Linked DNA regions of Mus musculus: region 1 is linked to region 2. A link is a loop called in an ENCODE intact Hi-C map of the cell type or tissue named here. Cell type or tissue: heart. All regions are shown on one strand. Links, peaks and the distances in the headings refer to the core of each region. The heading gives the core; the rest is flanking DNA.

Region 1 (10,144 bases), core at 831-8,830, 68 kb after region 2:
ATATCAGCAAATGATTAAAATGTCTTTTTGAAAGCCATTTTACTATCAAGTGTCTACCTGACAAACCAAGCAAAAGATAAAAATAGAATAAGAAACAATCCCCTAAATAAATACTAAACAAGACATACAAATAACACTTAGAACAAAGACTTGATTTTTAAGATACCAGTGCTCATTCTATTTCTTTACGTTTACTAAACAAATCCTCTGTACATTATATAGACTCAATTTTAAAGTGACAGGAATTTATTTTCAAAAAATAGAACATGCCTGACACATTATAAGTTATTCAATAAATACTTGTTGCATGAACAAACTTGGATCCAAATTTTTAGAAATATTGAATTTGGATGCTCAAGTGGTAAAGGTAAGCTCTATAAATACGGTGCATAACCCAATTTTACAGTTTTAATGTACAGCTTTAAATTAAATATTTTACAGAGAAAACAAAAGAGATTTAAAAAATCTAACCCAGAGGACAGGTCTGAAGAGACTTTTGTGACAGTCATTACATGTCATGACCTCCAAGTGTCCGGCATCCTAAGCTCACTAGAACTATCTTTAAGGCTCAGTTCAAAAAAGAAAAACATTTTCAACTTATATGACTATAATAATGCCATTGCCTGACTGGCTATGTGCACAAAGGGCATTCAAGAAAAGTCATCTGGCCAGGTACGGTGGCCCCTACTTGTAATCTCAACACTCAGAAGGCAGAGGCAGAAGGATCACTTTGAGTTGGAGGAGCCTGGTCTATATAACAAATTCCAGGCCGACAAGAAACACACAGGGAGACTTTGTCTCAACACAAAAGAGAATCTCATTGGATGATTGAAGCATACTTTGTGAATTGTTCAATTGTCCTTAAAGGAACTTTCTAAATTGTTCACTTTAATATTCCTTAATTTGACATGGTCACCATTACCATGTAAAAGGCTAAGGGTTGACTTTGATTTTAAAACATTTGCTAAGAAGAATCATGGAAAGATGTTAAGTGCTTTAAAGCACATTGGTGTAAATGGTTCTCTGAGATATTTAATAAATGAGATCAAGATAACAAAACTTCACAACATTATGCCTCTATACACTGTATGACAGATATACAACAAATTATAACTTAGCATCCCTGATCTTTAGAAGAATTAAGAGGTAGAAAACTTTACCTGGAAGATTCTATAGTGAAGCTAAGTTTTGAGAGCAAGTGCCTTGAGGATCAATCCATCAAGCAAATGGCTACATACCTAACACTAGGTAGCAATATTCTGAGAGAGCTGTATAAGGCAAGGATTTTAAAACTTTGTATATTTTCTAAGTGAAACAAACCAAATCAATTATTTAAAAACTGAAAGTCAAAGATCACAGATGAACAAAGTACTAACTTGCAGAACTGTGAAATATCCAAAAGATCATAGTGGATCTATGAATACTGTTCTCTACGGAAAAGAGTTTCAGGAAACCAAAGCATTCCATTGACACTTTAGAGGAAGACTTGTTAGTAAGAAGTGCTTTGAGCTGAAGAGCTGAGGAAATCAAATCCCTTCAGAAAAATTTATATGTATGTAAAAAAAAAAAAAACAAAAGAACTAAACACTCAAATTTTCAAGATACTTCTTGAATTTTAAACTAAATTAGCAATTAAAAAGGCATACCCTGCTTCACTGAAAAAAAAAATTACCTAATGTGACAAATAACAATACATGAATTGCATTAAAACAAGAGGCCAACAGTCTTTTAAAGCTTCAGGAAGCTGCTTCAGGCACCTTTTCCCCTTATACATTCTACTTTTATACACTAGAAATCGCAACAGGGCCATATTAATCCCTGTTTTAGATAACATTCTCAAGGGACATACTTCTCCCCGTAAAATTGCTTTCAATATACTTGTAAGTAGTTAGATACACTTATAAAGTCTACCAAATTGCAATATAAAAAGTTTTGACAATTCTGAGTATCTTCATTTGATGGATCAATTCAGAATTTAGAAACTACTAACTCATTCAAAGTTATTAAAAGGAATCAACTACTGGAGACATTGTGGTATATGTCCAGTGGCCCTCCACAAGGCTTTCCACATTACCTAAAATATGATGTTTTCTTCTATAAGCTAAAGCCACTAGGTGCTGGTTTATAATATAATCCAGTCTTCGGGTTAGCATCCCAAGTGGCCAAAACCACCTTATTCCGACCCCCAGTAGAAAGAGGGCATGCCACTAGTGTAGACACACATCTGTAAACTTGCACACTGATTTTAATCTTAACAAGGAATTTCAGTGTCAGTCATACTAGTTTAGGATAAAAGGATGGTCCAAGCATTGTGTTCTATTCTGTAGGGTTATGAATAGCTTATTGGAAAACCCAGAGCCTTCTGGATCTGTGAGGTAGTAGGCTCCCACTCTTATGAATAGATCACACCTCTCCAAAGTTGGTATGGCCTGTCTCCCTGGCATGGTCCCTTGCTTCTGCTTGTCCGGTTAGGCCCTTCTGACAGATCATGCATCTCAGGGTGAAGCGGTTTACATCAGTGAACTGTCTCTTTCTTCTAGCTTCATCAGCTAATTCCAGTGCTTGTACAAGAACAATATCATCATTTGAGGAGAAAATGGTCAGAGGAGGGGTATCTGGATCAGGGAAGTTACGCTGAAGCGGATCGTAGTGAATGCCATCGTAGATAAGCAGAACTCTTTTGGTATATCCTGCATCTTCCCCAAAACGATCAATTCTGACTGTCTGTGTATCTACTACACATATTTCACATTGGTAAAACTTAGACAGGATTGAGATCTCGATTGCCCCCCCCCACGTATCATCCCTTCTGATCCAATCACAGTAGTCTTCGTTTGTCTTTCCCAGTATCGCCTCACTATACAAGACTGGATCACTTGCTACAATTTGTGCTATGAGGCGTCTCATCTCAGGGGCACAAGCTGGATTCAAGACTCCTCCTTCCACGACATAGTACACACTGGTAAAGAGGCAAGAGTTGTCTGCTGGGACTGCGGTTCTGGTAAGCACAGGCAGAGCTTCCCTGACATAACTAGGAGCACCATATTTTGAAAACGCAGGTGAAGCTTTTGGTCTGGTTTGGTCTTCTTCAACAATCAGCATGTCACCTGTCAAAAATAAAACAAATCCAGAACTGCAGAGAAATTATAGATTGGGTGTTTATTAGCCAACTCAGAAAATTAGAAAGCAAAGGAGTTAAAAGTATAAAGCGGGTTACCAAGGAGAACACAACTTTGTAAACAAGAGGCCAGTAACTCTCTAAGTTTGTTTGTGTTTAGTTCAGTGTCTTCAGAAAGAGGCAAACAGAACAAAATGCTCCGCGCTGCATTTCAACTTAAAAACCAAATCTTTCAGATGTTCTCCACAGACTAGGTAGGTCACTGGGGTGTTCTTTGCACTTCGCATGCCTATACCATCTGACAGCTCGATTCGAGGGGCCTTGCCACAAAATGGAAAAAGCTTTGAATGGTCAACACTGACGTTCAAGTTCTAAACCTGGGAACAAGTAACTGCTGTTGGTTAATTCTACAGCAATAAACACAACGTCCAAGTGTGTGTGTGTGTGTGTGTGTGTGTGTATGTATGTATGTATGTATGTATATATATATATATATATATATATATATATATATATATATATATATATATATATATGAGACACAAGATAAAAAGAAATTAACACACAGGGAAAACGAAAAATTGGTATCTCAACCGCTGACCTGCTGATCGGGATAGGGAAAAAGAACCATCCCGTCAGGGAACAAGGGTCCTGCTGTCCTTTGGGAAAGCAGAGGAAACAAATGACCTGGAAGCAGGCTTGGGGAACAGGGGACTTCAAGACTCCAGCCTTGTCTCTAAATCACAAGTAAAGGACTTGACACCTGCCCCGGCCTTCCCGGAGTTCTGGTCCTCGAAGCCCCTAGCTGTCACATCGGCACTCTGCCTTACTAGCTTCACTCTTCTCCCCTCCACGTCCTCCAAGACTTCCCCGGCCCCGGCCGGTGCCCGTACCTGACTGGATGGGCAGGTCCCCAAGAGTGATGTCCCGGTCGCTGAGATCCAGGCACTCGGGCGGGTAGCCAACGAGGATTCGCTGACTGCCGGGAGCGATGCCGGTGATAGCGGCGATTTGGCCCTGCAGCTCCCGTAAGCGGGTCCGGCTGGAAAGACCCTGCAAAAGGTGGGTGCCACCCTTGGCCTTGCAGCGGACCCGCCACATAGTGTCGGCCGGCCGGCCTCCTGCGGGGCCAGCCTTGGTCCCAGCCTCAGACTGGGGGACAGCGCCGGAGTAACCAGCGGGGGGGACCCCAAAATGGCCGCCTTTGGCGCCTCCAAACATCGCGAGAGGTGGCCGCTGGGGCGCTTCTCGCGACACCTCGGTGGGGGGTGGGGGGGACTCGGCCTCGGTCCTTCCAAAAACGGCGCGGGCTCTTAAAGTGGCAAGGGCGGCCGCGGGTGAGGGTTGGGGGTCGGCCGGCTCTCCCGAGCGCTCCGGTGAGGCGAGCTTCGCGTCGGCAGCATTTATGCTCCAGGGAGGAGGGCGGGGAAGGAGTTCCCGAGTCTAGCAGAGCAGAATGTCACCTTGCAGGGAGGTCGCCAATGATGAAAGCAGCCTCCCAAACACCAGGCAGAGCCGACTCATCGTCGGGAAGGTAAACAAATGCCAAGAGAGGTCAGAAGGACCCACCAAACAGTCACGCCGCTGGCGGGGTTCGTGGCTGCGCCGAACTGATTCATTGAGGCCAAGTGGACGGGACGAGCGGGGAGTCCCGTGAGACGAACTTGAAAGCGTCCATCTGCCACCTCAGAAAGACTGTATGAGGTCAGCAGCCGTGCCTGGGGCGATCGCCTCACTCCCGCGGTTGGTGGCAGGGCTCAAGAGGACTCACTCTTGGTCATCAGGATTCCAGTCCGATTCCTCGTATCCCAGTAGGAAGACACTTCATCATGGCAACGCAGTCCTCGCGGTGGCCGAGAGACAGAAGACAGACGGGCAGAGAGGAGACCTGACCAGATAGCTAGCCAGTTTCCAACTCTGTAGCCCGGGAGCCCGAGACTGCCTTGACCATAGTTCTAAAGGTGTGCAGTAAACGCCGAATAATGACAGTTCGTAGCACGCTGGAACTCGCCGCGGGGGTGTGAAACGCATATTTGGATTGTGTGGAAGATGACTTGACTCTCGGGTCAAGAAGGAAGGAGTGAAAACAGTTCTAGGGTCCCTCCCCCACCGTTTAGCCAAAGCAGCAAACAAGTCCCCCTCCCCACTCTGGACTGTCAAGCATTGTCAGGTACCAATGGTGTGCAGGGGGAGTGACTTTGAAAAGTAGTTCTGGGAGATATAAACCCCACTGCAACAGCCTCTACTGTGAATCAGTTACAGCGAATCTGTCCCTCTGTACCCTCACACCAGGAGCGGGTGCACTTCTCCTCCTCCTTGGCTCTTCCAGATGACCACAGATAATGTAGCCTGGGTCCAGGGATGGAGGGGGAAATCAAGGAACATGCTTTGGAGTCACCTGTCTGGTGAATGGGAGGCTCCCGGATCCATAGGCTCCAAGGATGCTGACCAGAAGTTGTAGTTAGTTAGCTCTTGCCTTCTGGTAGCCAGCAAGGCATCTTTACAAGCCGACCTCAACCTCCCAGAACCTAGTCTAGCTGGAGATTCAGGAACGAAGGCGTTAAGCCTCACTTTTCACCAGTCACTCCCACGCAAGATGTCAGCCAAACAGGTCTCGCGAGAATAAGGGAAGGGGGGGGGGGAAGGGAAGGCTTTTAATTCACCCCGCCTCCAGCTCCATTTGTTTCCAGGCAACAATGCCACCAAGCTCCCCTGGGCCGGCTGCTTTGCGAGCTGACAGCCTTAGGCTGTCACAGGTCCTCCCAGACCCCAGGAGCCCGCCCCCTGCCCTGCAGGTGCTTCATTGGTCCAGCGTGCCTCCAGGTGAGGGCTGACGCCAGCGTGGGCGGGGCCAAGCGCCCCACGTGACTCGCCCCAACCCCCGGAGCCCGGACTACTTCAGTCTGTCTGCCAGCTTTGGTACCCGGTGCTCCGGTGGCGACACTGGGTCTACAGCAGGGAGGACGAATAGGACAGGTCATAGGGTGAGCGGTAATTGAGCAGTCTGGACGCGGGGCTGGGGTGCTGCGCGGGCGCGGGGATGGTGCAGAGCGACAGTGCTTCGTGCTTTCGGGAAGTGTAGCTCCGGGTGACGCTCCTGGGCGTGCAGCCCTTCAGGGACACTGAGCCGCAGCTGCGGAGTGAGGACTGGAGAATTGGCTCTGTCAGGCCAGGAGCCGTGCACGGGTTTTCTTTTTTCTTTTCTTTTCTTTTTTTCCTTTTTTTAAATAGAATCTTTTGTCTTGAGCTCCTTGGCATCGGGGTTTGAGTAGTGAGTCCCAGTCCCTCTCACCCTAGTTGATATCAGGACGCAAGGCTTATTTTGCAGGTAACATTCCATAAGTCATTTACTTCCGCTGCGCCCTAGGGTATGGATAGGAAAGGGCAGGGAGGGTGGAGAACGTCAGAGAATGTAACATGCTAGGGCTATCACAGCTCCACTACAGTTCTTCCTTCCTAGAGTGTGCTTTCACCCCGTCCGTCCCTCTCACCAGTTTCCAAATTCATTCTCATTCTCTCCCTTCTCTCCCTGTCCCCCTCTTCCCCTCCCTCTCCTTCCCTCTTCCCCTCTCCTTTTTCTCCTTCCCTCTCTCTCTCCTTCCCTCTCTCCCTCTCCTTCCCTCCCTCCTTCTCCCCCCCCCCGCCCCCCCGCCGAGACTGAGTTTTTCCTTTGGATTGGGGTTGCTTTCTTGATCAAGTGCACTTCATCTCTCCGCATCTCCAGCGCTTCTGATTCCCACCTCTGTTCTGTCTGTATTCTTAAACTTAGAATGTGAGGGCAAGAAACTTGAACAAGGTACTTTGGTTATCTTCATTTGTCAATTCTGTAAAATAAGACGAAGTAATCATGCTAGGAAAATCTGCTTTATTAAGATTACTGGAAGGCTTGCTGGGTTTGAGATGTATGAGTGTGAACCAAGTCAGCAAAGAACTGCAAAGTTGGGGTGCAGCTGTATACGTGAGGAGTCAGGTTTGTGACACCCAAGAACAAGTGTTTGTGAAGTAGGAGCAAGAGGCTGGACCTGGATCTTGGTAGGGGCTTCTTCCCTTTGTCACACTAATTCTCTGCACCATTTTTAGGGATACCTTCCTTCCCTTCCTTCTATTTTATTATCTCTCCTTTCCCAGGTGCCTCCTGAAGAACTACCATGTCTGAGAATAGTACATTTTCCCCAGAAGACTGCAACAGCAGCTATAAACCCCACGCCTCAAATCTGCGAAGGGCAGGGAAGACATGCTGTGAGTTCTGGTAAAGAGTGACTGGCTGCGGATCCCTCGTGGGGTTTTTGTCCCAGAAATGTATTTGTATCCTAGACTCTTTTTCTCTGTGGGGGTGGGGAGTAATTCTTTGCATGGCAGTTTATGTTTTATTTATTTTGCGTTTGGATCTTAGCACAGAACCCTGACTTGCTGGGGACTTGCAGTGTAACCCAGGCTGCCCTCTGACTCATCATGCAAGTTTCCTCTTATAACCTCTTGAGTACAGATGTGTGAGACACATGGCATAGGACTTAAGACAGAGTCCACAGTGAGCAGTTCCCTGTCTCAAACTAGTAGGCTTAGTATCCTTGGGGCTTCTTGATGCTTTCATTAGGGGTATGTGGGAGCTAGAGCAAGTTATTTTATACATAGGATGGCCAAGTGTCAAGGTACGCAAGTAACCTGGGGCTGTCACTCTCAGTTCCTTTTATCTCTTGGACTGTGTTCTTGGAAGGCAACACTCATTGCATATATTGAAGGCAGAAGCCGGGCATGGTGGTCCCCACCCATAATTTAAGCCCTGGTGAGGTGGAGGCAGAGGATGAGGGGTTCAAGGGTGTGCACAACCACACATACTTAGTTCAGAGTAAGCCTGGGTTACTTGAGACCTGTCTTAAAAAACTAACCCAAGATGCAGGTGAGAGCCAGCCCTTGTCCTGTTCCTCCCTGCCCCGAGGGGAATGAGCTCTGACATGTGACTCAGTGTCGGGTGCTTGAAGTTCTTGCAGGGTTAGCTTTGGGGTTTTGCAGATTCTTTCACACAAGCATTTTAATATACAGAGATGGCAGAAATGGTGGCAGGGGACTCAAGCATCATTTCTTGTTCCCTGGACTCTACATTCCTAAGCAAGGCTGTACACTTCCCTAGAAGTCTGGGGACTTGGTCCTCTGGAAGGTTTCTGGAAACCTCAGGAGCCTTCTAGCACTCTTCTTTCTGGAACCCCCCTGGTCAGTTCTCCCTTTATGGAGAAGTGCTTATGTGTATGCGTAGGTAGAAGGAGGTGGTTAGTGTGAGATCTGACTGGTCAGTTATCTCAGAGCTGCATTATGGTGTCATGCACTTTCTTGTTATTTCATGCTCTTTTATCTGGCGTCCATGAGGCATATGCTGGATTGATGCAGTTAGAATACTGAGCTTGGCACATCTCTGTGGTTAGGGTCTCCTTTTCTTGCCAGGGCAAGAAGCTGCCACCTAAGGCAGACTGTCTCGTAAGTAAACTTACAGCATGATGCTTAATTATAGTCCCTTTGGTCTGACTTCCCGGGTTTGAATGGTGGTTTTGCTGTTTCCTAGCTAGCCCTTGAGCAATTTGCTTAACCTCTCTCTTCCTCAGTTTACCCTGTAAGGAAGCAAGCGTCCTTTCTCTGCCCTTTTACCTTCTCCTCTCCTTCCCTTCTTTCCTTTGACAGTGTCTCACTCTGTAACCCAGATGGGCATTAACTCGTCATTTTCTCGCCTTAGACCCAGAGTGCTAGGATTACAGGTGTCACTCTTACTCTTAACCTAGCTCACTGCATTATCAAGTGGAGACACTCTAGACTTCATAACAGAGTAAATCGTTCTCCCAGGAATGATGTAAGAAACAAATAAGTATATATAGACAAGTGCTGACATGAATGTTGGACATAGCTGCTGTCATTTTTCACAAGTGACTCTTTGTATTTACGTTTGAAACATTACATATAAACAGACTTACCATTTAAATGCTATTAGCATCTCCTAATTTAAGAGTCCTGTGAAGAGTCATCTTTTCAGTGTTCTGACCAGTTATTCTGATCTGGTGTCTCCCTCTTAAAAGGAGTGTGCTCAGGTACTAGCTATGTAGTCTAAAAGACAGCAAAGAAGGTTAAGAGTGGATTTCAGAAAGCCAGTTCATATCGTCAGCGCTTCTAGCTCTGCCTTGTTCTCAGCTAGCCACTCCTGCCTGCTTTCCTAATCCTTTCACAGCTCTTGGAGGGCTTTCAATTGCAGCATAATCTACTCTCATCCCTGCTCCGGACTCTGCTGGTTGTTTGTTTGTTTGTTTGTTTTATTTTTTTTATTTTTTTTATTTTTTTGTCTAGTCTAGTCTCTTTAAAACTGCTTTTTCTACCCAAGTAAAGGACTCTGAGTTGTCATTTCTGTACTCAGTTTTTCTTATGTCATGGCTCGCCCATGAGATTGTGAGATCCTTAGGAGAATACGGTTTGGTTTTCTCCGCTCTGCACAGAGACTTGGCAGTTTGATTCCTATAGACACCTTGTTCTCATCCCTCTTACTAAGGAGAGCGGATCCACTGGCGCCTTTTCTGTTTTGCTGCTGTGTCTTTTTTTTTTTTTAAGAACCTCACTCAGGGCAGGTATCTTCTAAATTGATAAACCCAGCCTCACCCTGTTTGCATTGTGTGGAAAAGGTGCCCTGTTACAGACTCCCTGGTTGCCTGTGTTGCTTTATTTATAGCCCAACTCCTGTCCCTTGCTGCTTATTACACCTGCTTGCTGACTCTGAACCTGAGAAGTGACTGGTTTCACCTCGGGCAAAACGATGGCTGTAGTGAGCCAGAACCTTCAGAGGAGCCTTTTGGGGACTTGAGTCGTTTCGGGGATCAGGTTTAGGGGTGCTGCTGGATGGGGTACTTTTAAGGTACCCAGATGAGGGTCTTAGGAGGTCACTGAAAGTAAGGTCTTATCTGCTTTCTTTACTAATTTTCTCTCTTTCTCATCTTTTGTTTCTTTTATTTATTTTAAAAATATTGCTAGTGGATTTGGAGAAGACAAATGTATTTT
Region 2 (10,144 bases), core at 1,180-9,179:
CAGGAAGCAGAGTAAGCATCCCCATTCTCATGCCCTCCTGGCTGGCTCACCAGTGCCTTTGCCTCCAGGGCAGCTCTATTGTGCTACAGCCTGTGCATAGACAACTTTCTCCTGAGTGCTATACCCAGTGAGGGGCGTGGCTAGTTCTCTTGCTCTCATGACCAGGTCTCTCTGCTACCACTGGTGAGAAGGAGCAAGCAGGGAGGGAGGACATTATCCCCACCCCCAACACCACCTCATGGCAGATGAGTGGTGGAGTCAGCTTTCCTGCACTTATGCCCCATGGGTCTGACTCACCTGAGCCCCCTCCACCAGGGCCAGCTCACTGTGCTATTCAGGCGAGGTGCATAGCTCACTTTCCCAAGTGCTGCAACCAACAAGAGGGGAGGGCCAGCTTACCTTCTTTCATGACCCCTGGGCCAGCTTTCCCAACTGCTGGAGGTGGAGAGCAATGAGGGGAGAGGCATCACCTCCATGCACATGCCACCCCATGGCAATGAGGGGCAGGGTCAGCTCTCCTGCTCTTAAACCCTCGGGGTCAGCTCATCTACTGCCCTTGAGGCCTGGACCAGCTCTACTATGCTTCCTAATTGAGGGGCAGCGTCTGCTCTCCCAAATCCTGCCACGGGGAGAGGTGGAGCCAGCTCTCCAGAGCACCAAAGCCAGTGAGGGGCAGGAACAGTTCTGTACAAGTCCCTGAACATCCCCATGTAGTCCCAGTCAGTTGCCAAACCGGGTACATCTCCATGTTCTCTAGTGATAATATGATCCTCATACAACGACACCAACCTCTGCCGATGAGTAGCCATGGATCTAGACATGGCCCTCAGTGGCAGTTTGGCCTGGAACCTCACCACGGCTCCAGTGGTGTGGCTGGCCACTTACAACAGGCTACTCCTCTCTACTCTCAAGTCTCCAGTTTGGTCACTATTCATAATGCTTAAACTATTCCTCTTCTCTTTTTTTTCCCATCTATCCATCATATACTTGCACATTGTAGTGGCTCCTGCTGCAGGCAGACACCCTCTGGGTGACCTCCTCTGTCTGACCCACATGGTGTGGTTGCAAGAGGATCTCTAGGAGTGTACAACCCTCCCAAGCCATGCAGCAGCAGGCAAGTCTCAGGGTGTCTTTTCTTGTCTTCACTGCATGGCATGGGAGTCAGCAGGCTCTAATTCTTTTTATGAAGCTGTTGTTGCCCTGGTATCAAAACAACACAAAAACCCAACACAAAGGAAAATACTAACCAACTATCCTCTACAAACATGCAAATATCCTCTATGAAATTCTCAATAAAATCTTAACAATTCAAATTCAAGACACACTGAAAACATGACCTACCATGATCAAGTTGGCTTCATCCTGTGAATACAGGGAAGGCTCAACATAAATAAATCCATAAATATAATTCTATCACAAAGACTAAAAGCCACATGATCCTCTCACTAGACACTTGAAAGGCCAGCAGCAAAACGCAACTTTCCTTCCTGATAAAAGTCCTGGAGAGACTAGGGATACAGGGATTTATAGCACACTCTCTAGGGCTTGAGTAACATTGCAGAAGATGCCGTGAGAAGAATGTAGGAGCCAGAAGACAGGGAGAGAGGAAGCCGTTGTCTACAGTTTTGCACCCACTGCTGAGTCCAACAGGCTGCAATGGATAGCCAAATCCATGTCACTGAGACATCCCTGGTTGCAAAATGTAGACAAGAATATGAGAATTGTATTTGTGGGGACTTGCAAGGGTAGCTGAGGGGAATTGAAGAGAGGGCAGAGGATGAGAGTATTCCTCATGCATTATATACGCGAAGGAAGCTGTCAAGGGACATCTTTAATTAATAAAAAATAAGAGAAATACTATATGAAATCTACTTTTATGCCCACAAATGTTAGGATCCACCCAACTTGCTCGGAGTGATCCAATTCAAAATACATCTTGTTCTTTGCATAAAGTGGAACAGATTACTTATTTATTTTTATTTGGGGAACAAAAATGCTACCTTCCATAAGGCCAGTTCTACTGTGGTGTATGATTTTTTTTTGTCAGAAAAATTCATTTTCAGAATTATTTCATACTGTTCTATGATTAAATGACTCTCAGACCAGTATGGTGTCCTATAGAAAGATGGGTATCAGACACGTAAACCCCCCCCCCATCTTATCATGCTTAGCTATATGGAACACAGAGAGAAAGAAAGCCAATGTTTTTTAATAAAAGTTCAAAATGCACCAGAAAAAAAGCAAGACAGTCTTTTATTCTATCTGCAGCCTGAAGTATTTTCCTGCAGTAGTTTCAGATTTTTAAGTTAAGTTTTCTGAATCATTTTGAGTTGATTTTTGTGTAGCTGAGATGGGACTCACTCAGTTTTTCTTTACAACTATTTTGCCTAAGAGAGGATAAAGAACCTAAGACAAAATGGATACATCAATTAGCTTCTTGATAGACCCATGCAGAAGACGAACCCTAAAGTCTCAGTGGCTTGCATAGTCAAGGTTATCTGGCAAGTTAAAGAAGAAGGGGAGAGGGAGGGAAGGGGAGGGGGAGAAGGGGAGAGGAGGAGAGGGGGAAGGAAAGGGGGAGGGAGAGAGAGGGAGAGAGAAAGACAATGGTGGTCGGACATGGGGTGGAATTGGGGGGTGCGGTCTTGGCAGGGGGCCGTCTTCCAACCCTTCTATCAGGGACCAAGCTCCTCCATACTCCTAGCAATACTTTTCCCTACCAGAAGATCCTGCAAGGGTTCACCAGCTGCAGCAGGGTTTTCACCTGGAGGTGCTGCCTCCTTGTGTCAGAAAGCCTCCATGGCTAGAGAGACTGAGGTGGCACAGAGCAGAGCCAGCTTGCAGTCACTGTGTAAGACAGCAGGTGGAACTCAGGACCCTCCCAGGAAGCCCTTTAGCAGCAATGGAACAGGAATCTTTGCTGAGGAAAATCAGTCATTTTCCTATTTTCTTACGTTTATTCCCAGCATGAAGCCTCCTTTTTAGATGGACTACCCTGGCCACCCTGTATGCCTCATACAATGTTGATAGTATGTGAAAGACCTTTGGGTTCTCTAACACAAAAACTAAATGCCATTATGCCTATTTTAAAAGGACTTTCTTCTCCATCTTTATCCCTGCACATCTTATAATTTTGGTGGAAATTTTGGGTGGAAAGTTTTGTGGGTGGGTTGTGTCCCCCTCCCTTCACTGAAAGTCCTTCCTGGTCACAGGAGTGGCCATTTCAGCCTCCATACCCCCACTACTGCTAGGAGTATCAGCTAGGGTCACCCCCATATCCTCTCAGGAGCCTTTCCTGTTCTAGGTCTCCAGCTTGTCCCAGAGGTGACTTCTTCCCACTGATTCCTCTTCTCTCTCCCATCCCTCTCACCCCCTACACCTGCTCTCCTCGTACCTGATCCCCACCTCTGTTACTCTCTCCATCCAGTTCCCTCTCTCCATCCACTGCTGATGTCTATTTTATTTCCCCTTCTGGGTCTTTGGATTGTAGCATGGTTATCCTGTACTTCATGACTAATATCCACTTAAAAGTGAGTTCATACCATGCATGCCTTTCTGGGTCTGGGTTACACCCACTCATAATATTTTCTAGTCCCATCCATTTGCCTGAAATTTTTATGATATCCTTGTTTTTAATAGCTGAGTAGTATTCCACTGTGTAAATGTATCACATTTTCTTTGTCCATTCTTTGGTTAAGGGACATCTGGGTTGTATCCAGTTTCTGACTATTATGAATAAAACTCCTATGAACATAGTTGAGCGAGTGTCCTTATGGGATGGTAGAGCATCTTTTGGGTATATGCCCAGGGGTGGTATAGCTGGGTCTTGAGGTAGAACTACTCCCAATTTTCTTCAGGAATAGCCAATAAGTAACTGATCCAACGTGAGACCCACTGTGTGGAAGAAAGCCAAGCCCTGACACTACTGATGATACTGTGCTATGCTTGCAGACAGGAGCCTAGCTAGCACAGCTGCCATCTGAGAGGCTTCATTTAGCTGCAGATGGAAATAGATGCAGAGATCCAGAGCCAAACATTAGGTAGGGCTCAGGGAGTCTTGTGGAAGAGTCCAGGGAAAGACTGAGGAGTCGGAGGGGTTAAGGACAACGTAAGAAGACCTATAGAGCGAACTAACCTGGGCCCATGGGAGCTCACAGAGATTGAACCACCAACCAAAGAGCACAAATTGGCTGGACCTAGATCCTCTATACATATGTATACATATGGTTGTGTTGTTGATTTTCCTCCTGCCTTGTCTTGTAGGACAGCTTTCCTGATTTTTGTTTTATAAGGATAGAGCCTCCCTGCAGTATCACTCTTAAGAAACTCGGTTTGTATCCAAACCAACTCCCAGAGACAGCTAAGCAGAGGACAGGAGCAAGCTGCTGTTACAAAATAGGTTTCATGATGGTGCCCACTCACGTTCTAGCACCTGAGTAATGGAAGCGAGAATGTTAGGGGATCTAAAGCAGTGACACACTGTCTTAAGTATAAAAATAATAGCTTCACAGTTGTATACTCTGAATATACCAAAAGCCAGAGAAAAGTTTACCTACCTCTCTGTTATTTAAAGACACATGGTCTGAGCACTCAAGGCCTATTTGTCCTCCATATTTTCCCACAAAATTGGAACAACCTGCGTTGTTGCTCTCAGGTTTCCCACAGAACACAGATGGTTGCGCTCCCTCCTTCAGGGCGTGCTCTGGGACCAGCTATCTCTCTACAGCATCTCCAGTCTCCTGGGGGAAATAACAACACTTTCCAGCAGCATCAAAAGAAGTATTGACATCCCGATGAAGACAGTGGGAAACAATACAAAGAATAAATGACTGTTGAATACCCACCTATAAATGGGATGTCTGTGTCAACCGCCACTCCTCAAGGCTCAGGAACCATCATGGAAGTGGGAAAGAAAAGAATGTAAGAGCCAGGGGATGGGGAGACACGCTATGGAATGGTGTCTTCTGTGTGTGACACGGCCATTGCCTTCACTGCAGCTATAGTTGCCCACACAAGATGGGGGAACATGGTCAATGAACATTCCAGCAGACAGCACTGATTGGAGGACACAGTGGTTACAAAGTCAAAAAGGGGGAGAACATGAGGGGGGAGAGAGATGATGATAAGTATACATGGTTACACATATATGAAACCATATAATAAGAGATATTATTTTTAAAAAAAGAAAAAGAAACAAGTTGAGAAAAGAGATTAATGTGAGGGGAAGGGACAAGAGAGATAAGAATAATATGATAAATATAATAAAAATCCCATGGCAAAATTTTAAAAGGGTCTACTTATTTTATAGAGTTCCTTTTCTCTTTTCTTTTCTTTCTTTTCCTTTCCTTTCCTTTTCCTTTTTCCTTTTTCCTTTTTCCTTCTTTTTCCTTTTTCCTCTCCTCTCCTCCCCTCTCCTCCCTTCCCCTCCCCTCCCCTTCCCTTCCCTTTCCTTTCCTTTTCTTTTTTCCTTCCTTCCTTCCTTGCTTTCCATTTCTTTTATTTTATTTTATTATTTATTTTATTATTTATTTATTTATTTATTTGTTTATTTATTTTTGGAGAAGCTTTTTTTCATTGAGTTAAGGGAACTAACTTTACCTGTTACCTTCTGCATCACCTTGTAAGATGAGTTGCTTTGATCTGCTGGCTAAGTAACTTGTGTGGGCCACTAGGGGGAACCCAGCTGGCAGAAAGAATTTGGCAGCTCTGTTCCGTGAACAGAAAAGGCTGTTCGTTCTTCAGGCTACTTTTAGTTAGCATATAATCTGGTCATCAAGTCGTTGGCAACCTGGAACCCTTCTAGAGAATGTGCTTAGCTTAATTTAATTACAATTGGAAACAAGTAATTTTACAAAGTCCAGACAAATGAGTCACTGTTGTTTATTTTTACTTCATGTATTTGAGTGTTTTGTCTACATATATGTAAACATACCGTGTGAGCGCCTGTGTCTCCTGGACTCCAGGAAACGGTCTCAGATCCTTCTGGAACTGGAGTTACAGACAGCTGTAAACTGCCATGTGTATGCTGAGAACTGAACTCAGGTCCTCCAAATGATTGGTATGCATTTCTTTAATTTACATTTATTATTATTATTTTAATGGCAGATGCATTCCTAGTGCTGACAAAAGACAGAAGAGGGAGTTGGATCCCCTGGAACTGGAGTTACAGATGGTTGTGAAAGATCACATGGATTCTAGGAATGAAACCCAGGTCCTCTGGGAGATGACCTCTTAACCACTCTTAACCAATCTTAATCCAGTGCTCTTAACCACTGAGCTATCTCCCCAGCTCCTCATAATTATTTCAGTTGATCACTTAAGATTCTTAAGCCCTAATGTTGTGTGACTGTCATTTATTCACATTATGTCAAAAAAAAAATCCACATAACAGATCCGACAGCATCACCAAAGGCTCAGATTCTTCTTAAATCCTCAGCTTTAGACTGTTATTTATTTGTCGCCAGTATTATCACGGTACACAGATCAAAGCTGCAGCCTGTGACAGCTCTGTCTCTAGCCCTTATTGAATGTCCCGTAGTGCCTTTTACAGATTGAAAAATAGTCAAAGAATAGCTGAAAAACAGGCTCTAATTTTATGTGGTTTTTGTACCATGACTTAAATGATCACTGTTTTTATTGTGGGTCTTACACATGAAGTAAATGTAACTGTCTGCTTCTGCATTGTATGATGCTATATTTCACAAAGCACTCTGACAGGAGCCAGACGTGTGCACATCACCCCTCCCCATGCTGGGAGGCTGAGGATGGTGATCTCAAGCTTAAGGATGATATGAGACTCTATTCTAAAACAAAATAAAATCAATAACCGTGTCACCCCAAAAGCATCCTGTTAAACTGAGTGCATTGTTCAAATGAGATTTAAGGTTTTGCTCTGGAAATTGAATTGTTTATTCCCAAAAGTAATAGTAGAAATACTGTGAGCCTTAGTCTAATGACTTGAAGGCATAAACGATGAGGTCTTTTCCTTTTAGATGGAATCTTGCTACATATCCCAAGCTGACCTGGAGCTGATGGTTTAGTGCTAAGGTTACAGGTGTGCGCTGAGCTCACTTCGGTTTCCCAAATCCCAGCATGCACTGCGTGACGAGCTCCCTCTGTCAGTCTTTGAGATGCTGTGTAGTGATTCACGTTGCAGTGGAGACACTGCTGTCTGGTTCTCCTGACTCCTTTGTATTAAGTCCATGCAGATAGCAGTCCATGGGCAGTACCAACTGAATTCCACAGAATTATAAAATCAGGAAAGAAGTTGTATTTATCCTCAAAGCTGAGAAGTGTGAGCTTTTGGATAAGTATAGGTTTAAATATGGAAAGGATCAGCTGTCTAGTTTTATCTATCCAGCCTACTGAAAGGAGCAATATATTTGTAGATATTTAAGGAAGAGCCGAAGGTTCAATTCATTGATGCATGCTTTTGATGCTTCTAATAATAGATATTTACTATCTCTACACTCAAAAGGACCTGAAGGTTGGCAAGTGGCTCAGTATCTAAAGGTCTTATCACCCATGCTTGACAGCCTCAACATCCACTTAAAGGTGGAAGGAGAGAACCAACTCCCACACATTATCTTCTGACACCTCCACACCTCTGTTTTACATCATGAGCTTCTGTACACACACACACACACACACACACACACACACACAGAGTGTGGGGAGAATAAAGTAAATTTAAAATTTAGAACTTGATTAGATTTATAACATTTACTTTGGTCTAAAAGTTTGGTCTAAAAAGTTTATTAAGTCAACCACTTACTTCCAAAAGACTCTTTCCATCATGTTTCATGCTGTCACCGGTCTGACTTGTTAACTGATTTCAATCACCTCAGACAGTTTGGGATCATTCTCTCATAGGCTCAAACTGTAAGTTATTTAATCAGTCCCTTAGTAGTTAGCAATAAATCGATTTTGCTAATATAAATGATTTCACTGAATATCTGTATTGATTTCACCTTTTTGTATTTTGCACTGATCCAAGTGTGGGTCATAAAGGCTTCTATGCATATTTAACTAGAATTTCTTTCCTTCTGAGTGTTAAAATGGAGAGAGTGGGCGTAGGCAGAAGACTGATATCCTTCATTTTGCCACAAATACTTTATTTTTGTTTACGTAGGTCTTCTCCAATAGTTTTTCCAAAAATTATGTTTTTCCTACATTAAATCTTTACACACTTCTTTTTAGAGTTATTTTAGGTTCTTTTTTAATAAATAAAAATAAAATTATATTCTGTTTGTCATTCATATACAAATAAATTAAAGCTATGGTATTAAAGATAAAGCTAATATTTGTATCTTTCATTTACATTGGTTACTTTAGTATATATTCTCAATGATTTAAATAGATATGCAAATTGTTAGACTGAATATGTAAATTACTTGGTATTTCCCTTGTGGGATTCATATCATTGACAACTAATAGTTTCTTTTTTTAATTTTTAAAGATTTAGTTATTGTATTATTTTATGTGCATGAGTTTTTTGCCTGCATGTGCACACATGCACCACTTGCATACCCGGTGCCATTGGAGGCTGGACAAGGATGTCAGATCTTCTGGGATTAGAATTATAGACAGTTGTGAGCTGTCATGTGGGTGCTTGGAATTGAACCTGGGTCCTCTTCAAGAGCAACAATTGATCTTAAGCTCTGAGCCAACTCTCCAGCCTCCCCCCACACCTCCCCCTTTAACATTTTATCTTTTTAAACTATTGCTTTTTTTTTATCATATTGAGCTGGCAGAAAGGTGTACTATACACCCCTCCTGAACAAATGAACAAAATTAAAACTCCCTAAAACAGACAAACTCGGAGTGCCGCCAGCATGGGAGACTGTGTGCTTGGCATTTGTTTTTATTTGAGAGCAAGTCTTACCTTGTAGTTCAGGCTGGCCTTGGTCTAGCATGTGCTATGGAGCTCAGGCTGGCTTTGGCCTTGTATACTGTGTCTCCAAGGCTGGCCTTGAATGAGCAGCAGTCTTCCCACCTCAGTCTCTTGAGCACCAGGATTATTTGCCACCCCTGGTGTTGTATTGGCATTCTATAGTCAAGAACAGAGTAGAGAGTACAGTAGAGGTTTTAGTTACACATTCACTACAATTATTAAGAAAACAGTAAAGTACTGTAATCTAAAAATGACTTTAACAAGAAATATGCATTACTTTCATGTAGGAAAAAACACATCTGGGAAAGAACTATTTGAGAAGCCCTAGCTGAAGAGAAAGACAATATATGTTCTTTTCCCATCAGTATACTAAGAACCAAGAACCAGGCTGTTACCATGCACTGGGTCTCCTACCATGGTGACCTTGGACTGCCAGTCTCCATAACTTTGAAAATGAACTTTTAGAGACAATTCACAGATGAAATGAAATGATGGATATGTTTGAGTACATTAATATAGTATATGTTTGAATATATTGAGTATCTTGACATTGCTTATTAAAGTATGCATGAAAAGAAGAAAAAAAAACTTCAAACAAGGAGAATATGTCCACAACATTAAGCTATGACAATGAAAAAAATATAGGAAAATGATGTGGAAACTTAAGGGTTCTTTGGAAAGTTGATTGGATGGTGTTTTGCTGGGGCAAACATGTGAAGGAATGTTTTCCTGGAATGGACAAAGATGAAAGACTAAGGCAGACTTGTGAAGCAGACACAGAAGAAAGGATGTTTTGCTAAAGCAAGCACATGAAAGGACACGTGATGAAGGATTCTTTGTTAATGACACCCATGTATTGGTCTGCCTTACATTGCATAGCTGAGCTGCATTTGTCGGGCCTCCATAGAGAATGCACCAAAAAACTTCTAGTGATATGTTGCAACTTCTTGCTGCTTCTGTGGACTTGGGCTGATTGGCAGAGTGATGTCAACTAAGAAAGATGCATGTGCTGAGGCAAGACATGTGGAGGTCACGTGATGTTTGGAAGGTATAAATAGGACTTGACCACAGTGACGGAGGCTGAGCTTGGCTTGCTTTTAGAGTTAGCTTTTCAATGTTAGTGGGTCTTCCATGTTTGCAAAGATCTTCACTTCCCTGAGAGAAGCATAGCTTCTCTCCTGGCATTCCTCCTGGTCCCTCCTGCTGACTCATGTGAAGGCTGAGGCCTGGCTGTCTCTGCTAGGTAGTACC

What was found. Peaks named below come from ENCODE experiments on the same cell type or tissue, not always from the same donor. Only the 100,000 strongest peaks of a DNase experiment are listed, where the experiment ranks them.
Region 1: a loop joins it to region 2, with 5 times the contacts of the local background. A loop is called at or near these places in 4 of 42 quality-filtered maps.

The regions. Positions count from the first base shown.
Region 1 is chr1:130,711,679-130,721,822 of GRCm38, reverse strand. Pfkfb2 (6-phosphofructo-2-kinase/fructose-2,6-biphosphatase 2) reads left to right here and starts at 6,002. Exons shown (of 15, transcript NM_008825.4): 1 at 6,002-6,102; 2 at 7,247-7,357. The coding sequence starts at 7,267. It overlaps Yod1 (YOD1 deubiquitinase), which reads right to left and starts at 4,496. Exons shown (of 2, transcript NM_178691.4): 1 at 4,012-4,496; 2 at 1-3,107. The coding sequence starts at 4,339. The coding sequence ends at 2,404. In heart, for the core only: a CTCF peak has its summit at 3,944; DNase peaks (open chromatin) are centred at 4,332 and 5,932; H3K4me3 peaks cover 3,961 bases; H3K27ac peaks cover 2,957 bases; H3K27me3 peaks cover 489 bases.
Region 2 is chr1:130,779,847-130,789,990 of GRCm38, reverse strand. It overlaps Gm28856 (predicted gene 28856), which reads right to left. Exons shown (of 4, transcript NR_151623.1): 3 at 8,885-9,049; 4 at 5,558-7,879. It also overlaps a transcript of Fcamr not described here. Among named protein-coding and RNA genes, the nearest start is that of Fcamr, 16 kb to the left of the region's middle. In heart, for the core only: CTCF peaks have their summits at 2,818 and 5,668 (motif pointing right); no DNase peak of the experiment used is centred there; H3K27me3 peaks cover 829 bases.